Regions from separate parts of the Homo sapiens genome. Here region 1 is linked to region 2. A link is an interaction called in ENCODE POLR2A ChIA-PET data of the cell type or tissue named here. Cell type or tissue: MCF 10A. All regions are shown on one strand. Each heading gives the region's core, and the rest is flanking DNA. Links, peaks and the distances in the headings are about the cores only.

What was found. Peaks named below come from ENCODE experiments on the same cell type or tissue, not always from the same donor. Only the 100,000 strongest peaks of a DNase experiment are listed, where the experiment ranks them.
Region 1: POLR2A ChIA-PET joins it to region 2 with 10 read pairs; 3 of 35 experiments call an interaction of 5 or more read pairs at or near these places.

What each region holds. Positions count from the first base shown.
Region 1 is chr12:15,153,937-15,156,860 of GRCh38, reverse strand. The region is part of intron 2 of RERG (RAS like estrogen regulated growth inhibitor); the gene reads left to right. It overlaps RERG-AS1 (RERG antisense RNA 1), which reads right to left. Exons shown (of 3, transcript NR_046559.1): 2 at 2,521-2,621; 3 at 1,578-1,665. Among named protein-coding and RNA genes, the nearest start is that of RERG-AS1, 3.5 kb to the right of the region's middle. In MCF 10A, for the core only: no CTCF peak of the experiment used is centred there; a DNase peak (open chromatin) is centred at 1,400.
Region 2 is chr12:15,215,166-15,218,089 of GRCh38, reverse strand. It overlaps RERG (RAS like estrogen regulated growth inhibitor), which reads left to right. Exons shown (of 5, transcript NM_032918.3): 2 at 487-661. The coding sequence starts at 601. Among named protein-coding and RNA genes, the nearest start is that of RERG, 4.8 kb to the left of the region's middle. In MCF 10A, for the core only: no CTCF peak of the experiment used is centred there; no DNase peak of the experiment used is centred there.

The sequences.
Region 1 (2,924 bases), core at 165-2,664, 61 kb after region 2:
TAGAGAAGTAAATAACTTGTCAAATGTGAGTAGTAGGGTTGAGATTTGCACGAAAATGCGCCTGACTTCAGGGTCTGACTTAAGCTTAAACTGCCTTGTTTTATTGATCATATTGATCACTCTATTTCTTTCTCCTGAGGACTCGCAAAGCAATGATAATACCATTCTGCTCTTGCATCATTTGTTGCACATTCTTGTTTAGAAAGAAAATACTAACAACTATTAGAGATTTTCTGAACCTAGTAATTTCATTAACAAGCATTCCCCAAGTCTACAGGGCAAATTTTTTGATACTCACAATGTTACTTCTTGTGAAAATTTTGAAGTGATTTCTGAATCATCAGAGAGATAGAGATTAAAGTGACACTGTTTTAAAAGTTGGTAATTATCATACAATTGCATGAAAGCTGATGTGGTATTTGTGGTAAACTTCCGTATTAGGATGGGTAAGCCTGTATGGCAGGGTTCTTAACCTGAACTCCAGATCCAGCAAAGGGTCCACAGGTAGATTTCAGGGGGTCTGTGAACTTGTATGGGAAAACATTTCATCTACATTTTCATGCACCCTTAAATGACATTTGGCACTGCCTTCCATGATGAATGTAGAAACAAATCACAGTGTTAGCAATACCTGTGACTTTGTCCCTAATAGAAATGATGGATATTTCCATTCGTATCAGTTGTTGCTGATATCTCAAAATGTTATTTTTCGTCATCATTAATGTGAAATCATAATTAATAAGCTCAAGACCAGATTATATTGAACATATTAATAAAGAATGTAATTACTATATCACCTATTTATTTTAAAAAATGTTTTTCTAACAGTATATCAATATTTATAAATATATATATATATTTTTTTATTATACTTTAAGTTTTAGGGTACATGTGCACTTTGTGCAGGTTAGTTACATATGTATACATGTGCCATATTTCATCATAGTTGATTTTATTTGTAATGACATATATTTTATATATATTTAAAAAGTATTATTATGAGAAATAGTTCAAAGGCTGTGCACAAATGGTTTACAGCACAAAAGGGGTGAAAGATCCAGCTCTATAATATAAACTTCATGGTAGCCCTAGTGGAGAATACCCTTGCTTAACAACTGGCTGTTTTCAGAGTCCCCTGGGGGCCCTGCAGTGACTCCAGGAGTAGAGAAAGGCTGTAAATGCTAGAACAAGATAATTGTCAGGTACTACCAAGAAGCCCTACCCAGCCTTCCCAATTAGAAGACAGGAGTCCCCCAATCCCAACCACTTTCAGGTCCTAGTTTCTGCCCAACCCCATTACCTGTTCTTCTTACTCAATTTTAATGAAAGCAGCTCTACTGGCAGCAACTTCATTGTGACCCCAGTGCTCTGGCAAGCTGGGCCTGTGTCAGCAGGCCACAGGGGTGGATGAGAGCCAAGACTTTTGTGATTGCCTCTACCCTCATTTTCCTGTGGAAACACAGCTCAGAAGGACTATGCTGGAGGGTTGATCAGCTTGGTTATGTATTTGCTTTGCGGAAACCTTAAGTTGTCCTTTTATGTGTCACTTTCTCTCATTTCATTTTTTTAATCCTTTATTTTCCAACAGGCAGGTTCTGGTCACACCTACCCAGGTGGCACCAGGTGTGTGCATGTTTTTCCAAAAGTTACAATGCAGCATAGACACTGGAAAATGAAGATGAAAAAACACAGTGGTGTTAGATTACTTCATATACTTCAACACCATGCCTGCTTTTTCCTTTTTTTAATTGCTTGTTTTATATTCTTTATTTAGTTTTTTCCAGTCTGAATATCTCTTAGCTGAGTTTCTTATCCCAATTAATCATTTTATACATACACTGGTTTCTTTTCCAAGTCTCTTTGTAAAGCAAGAATCAATATGAGGTGTCAGTGTCTAAAGCCTTCACACTTAGCAACTTAACATTTTAAAAAATGAAAATATATAATACTACAATTTCATTTAAATTAACTATTCTGAAGCTCCTCCATCAAATATTAGGAAAGACCCTTTTAAAGTTTAATACATTTTTAAAATTCTAGGTATGAAAATTCTGTTTACATAATAGTCTTTAAGTTGCTGTCTCACCTAAATAAGACACAGAGGCAGTGTTTATGAATATGATTGCCGAGTGAGATTGAGACAAATTTCAACCTACATTGATTGTCCTATTTGGCAGGAGACCAACGAGCTGCCACATAATGTACGCACCAGAAGACTGGCTATGTTCTTTGGCCATCAGCGGATGTCCATGGTTGCTGCCTATAATTGCAGTGTTTTTCCCATTCTGCAAATTTCTCATTAATCAGGTTACTTTAGCTATTTGGCCAAATTTTCCTCGAAGAAAATGAAATACAATCAATCCCTGATTCTTTTCTGATTATTAGAGACACTGCTCTCCTTCATAAGGAACAATAATCAAAGTAGAATTTATATTTGGCTTCATAATGCAATATGTGAGTTTTTCCAACAGATTTGCCCTCTTAATTGCTTTGGTCTGGCAAACTTTAAAAGGAACTTGCCTTACGTGGATGGCAGTATGAGGTTGTCCAGAACTGAACCGGGTGGTTGGCAATCTGAACAAAGCTTCTGTGCTTTATTGATTGCCAGGGAGACTCGGGGGCTAAATGGCAAGCCAAAAGACAAGGATTCAGAATATATAACTGTACTAGTTTGCTAGCACTGCCTCAACAAAGTACCACAAGCTGGGGGGCTTAAACAACAGAAATTTACTGCCTCATGCTTCTGGAGGCTAGAACTCCAAAATCAAGGCGTCAGAAGGATTGGTTCCTTCCAAAGTCTGTAAGGGAGGATCTGTTCCCTGCCTCTGTCCTAGCTTCTGGTAACCTCAGGCCGTCCTTGGCTTGCAGATGGTGTTCTCCTTATGTTTCCATATCATCTCTCTGTGTGTGTCTGTCTCTGTGTC
Region 2 (2,924 bases), core at 130-2,629:
AAAATTTAACTTTGAGATGCAAAATTGAATTGTGTTGCATTGGAGTTGACTAATATGAATGTATGTTATTCAACCCAAAGAGACATGAAGAGGCCCAAAAGTGACTCTCTCCATTGCCCCACTGCATGTGTTTGTACACTGAATGCTTACAGATAGATGGTAAATGTGTGTATTCACTTTTACTTTCAGTTACTATCAAGAATCAATACCTTCATAAGAAAATTTCTTGAGGAAGTACTTTAGAAATGCTATTGTGTGTGATAATGCACGTTTTAGTACCAACCAGATCCAAATCCAAGTCCTGAATCTACCATTTATTAGTTAAATCATTTACAGTAAGTTACCATAGACTTCTCACAGGATAGTGGTAAAGATCAAACCAGAAAATGTTGAAAAAGTGAATGGTGGCTGGCATATAGTAGATGCTCAATAAATATTAATTCATTTTCCAGTCACTTATGAATTCCCAAATTTCTTTTGTTTAAGGATTGTGGACTCTTCCAAGATTCACAATGATATGGTGAATCCAAAGACTGGAACCAAAAAGATTTACTCAGTGCTTTAGTTTTAACAACAGTAAATTGTCTACCAACACCCATCATGGCTAAAAGTGCGGAGGTCAAACTGGCAATATTTGGGAGAGCAGGCGTGGGCAAGTCAGGTAAGATTTTCGTTGTGGTTGTTATAGTGTGTGTGTGTGGGTGAGTGTGTTTCTTTATTACTGTTTCTTGGGATTGGGCAGGTGAGTAGTTGGTATTCCTCCTATTTTCATTTCTTACTCTTTTAGATAAAGTCTCTTCATCTAGAACTTTTATTTTGCGTAATCGACTGTTACGTATCCTTTTGCTTATTTATGCTGAAGTAGCTTTGCTGATAACACACAAGATAAAGGATATATCAGAGGTCTTGGCATTCTGATTTTTAACAACCTCCAAAGAAATCAGATGATGGAAATTAAAAAATATATATTTGTTCTTTTCTCTATGTATGAGATCTTGAGGGACTGATTTTACATCTCATTCATTTTGATATTCTCAGCAAACAGTCCAGTGTCAAGCATGTGTTAGGTGCTTTAAAAATGCTTAAGTGAATCTAGCTTTATCAGAAACAGAATTGCATTATTGCCAAACACTCAAAAATCCTGAGAGGATTCCTGAAACTTTAGGAGTGCATGCTCTCAAGCAAGATAGCTATTGCGAATGCCTCTGCAGTGAATTTAAATTAGCAAGTTCTGGCTAACATCAGTAATTCAGAGACTTTGTTCACTATCTGAGAAATCGCTAGCAGACCTTTAAGATTAAGGGTGAAATGGTGGAAGTGAAAAATGTACCTGCTATCTAATTTGAAAAATACATCTTCGATCTTATAATTAAAGAATTCCAAAGTCAACGTTGCTGAAACATTAGGGCAGCATGACCTTTCAGGGTAACCTCTTGCCTTAGTCTCTTACTGGAGGAAGGAACCATAATTAACTGTACACAGAGCTTTTGGTTCTCAGGAAAGGACTCAAACAGATATCTGGTAGGTGCATGTTTGTAGAGGGAAACCTGTTTGGAAATAAACTGTATAATCCAATACATTAGGTAATCCACAAAATCTTAGACAAATACACATAATTGCTTTTTAATTCTGTGACCAACCTTTCTTTTCTAACCTGCTGTCTGGTTTAATTTCAGCAGTAATCTTCCCTCTTCTAAGTCTTTGTCTCTCGTTTTTCTTTTAATTTTCTCAAGAGTACTCTTTCCTGCTACCACCATTTTCTTCTGTTTGGTTTGCTCTTGCCTCTGGCAGAAACCACACAAGGAAAATAGATAGTTGGCAAGGCTAAGAAACTGCCAGCCTTCACAAGATTGAAGATAGTTAAACTCCTCCCTGTTAATCTCCTCAGTGTTTCCTAATGGCGTGAGAACCTAATTTCTGTAGCTGGTAGAAGGATCTGGAGAATGAGGAAATGATTCCTGTGAGTGGAGGATGGAGGGAAGGCAGTGTGGGAGAAGATGTGCACTGCCAGCAAGAGCTTGTCTAACTCCTTGTGAGTGCAGGGTCTAGGCTTGAGGCTGACCATTTATTCCTTCATTCCAGACTTCCAAAGGCAATAAGGGAAGGAGATTTTTTAAAACCTTGTATCATTTGTTAAAATAACCTACATGCGATTTAAGAAGTCAAACATAAAAATGAAAACTCAGCTGAGAGAACCACGTAGCTGTACGTGCGTCCATCCGTTTCCCATCTTCATGATCTCGGAGCAAGCTGGGTGTCTCCTCCTGTCAAGGCTCATGCATCAGCCTGAGCTGGGATGCCTGTTTTCGTTGCCTTTCCCCACATTGTTTCAATTATTCCTCTCATTCTCACCTGACCATTTTTCCTCACGCATGTCTTCGTCCACTGCTTCATCTTTTTCTTTTCTTCAAGCTTATTGAATATGGGTTCTTCCCTTACTGTCTTATCTTTTTTTAACTCTCCCATTCATTGCTTAAAACATAGCCATCTTCTGTTACAACCATGCTACTGAAACTGCTTTTGCTAAGGTCACTACCAAACAATGACCAACACATCTAATGATCATTTTCCAGTTCTGATCTTCTTAGACTTCTTTCTATCATCACACAGCTGCTTATTCTTTCCTGAAATTCCTTCCTTCCCAGGCTCCCATGACATCACACTCTTTGGCTTTGCTGCTCTCTCTCCGTAGCTCCTAACTAGCTGTTTTCATGGGTTTGCTCTTCGTCTGCGCACTTCTCAAAGTTGAAGCTTCCAGGGTTCTATATATCATCCTCTTGCGTCCTTACTCCATACACTGCCCCTAGAAGTGCTACTCACACCCAAAGCTGAAGATAACACCTGCACAGAGAGATCAAATTCTGCTGACCTGAATTTTATTTTATGTAAAATGCACAGGTTGAAATTGCTCACTAAGTTTCTTT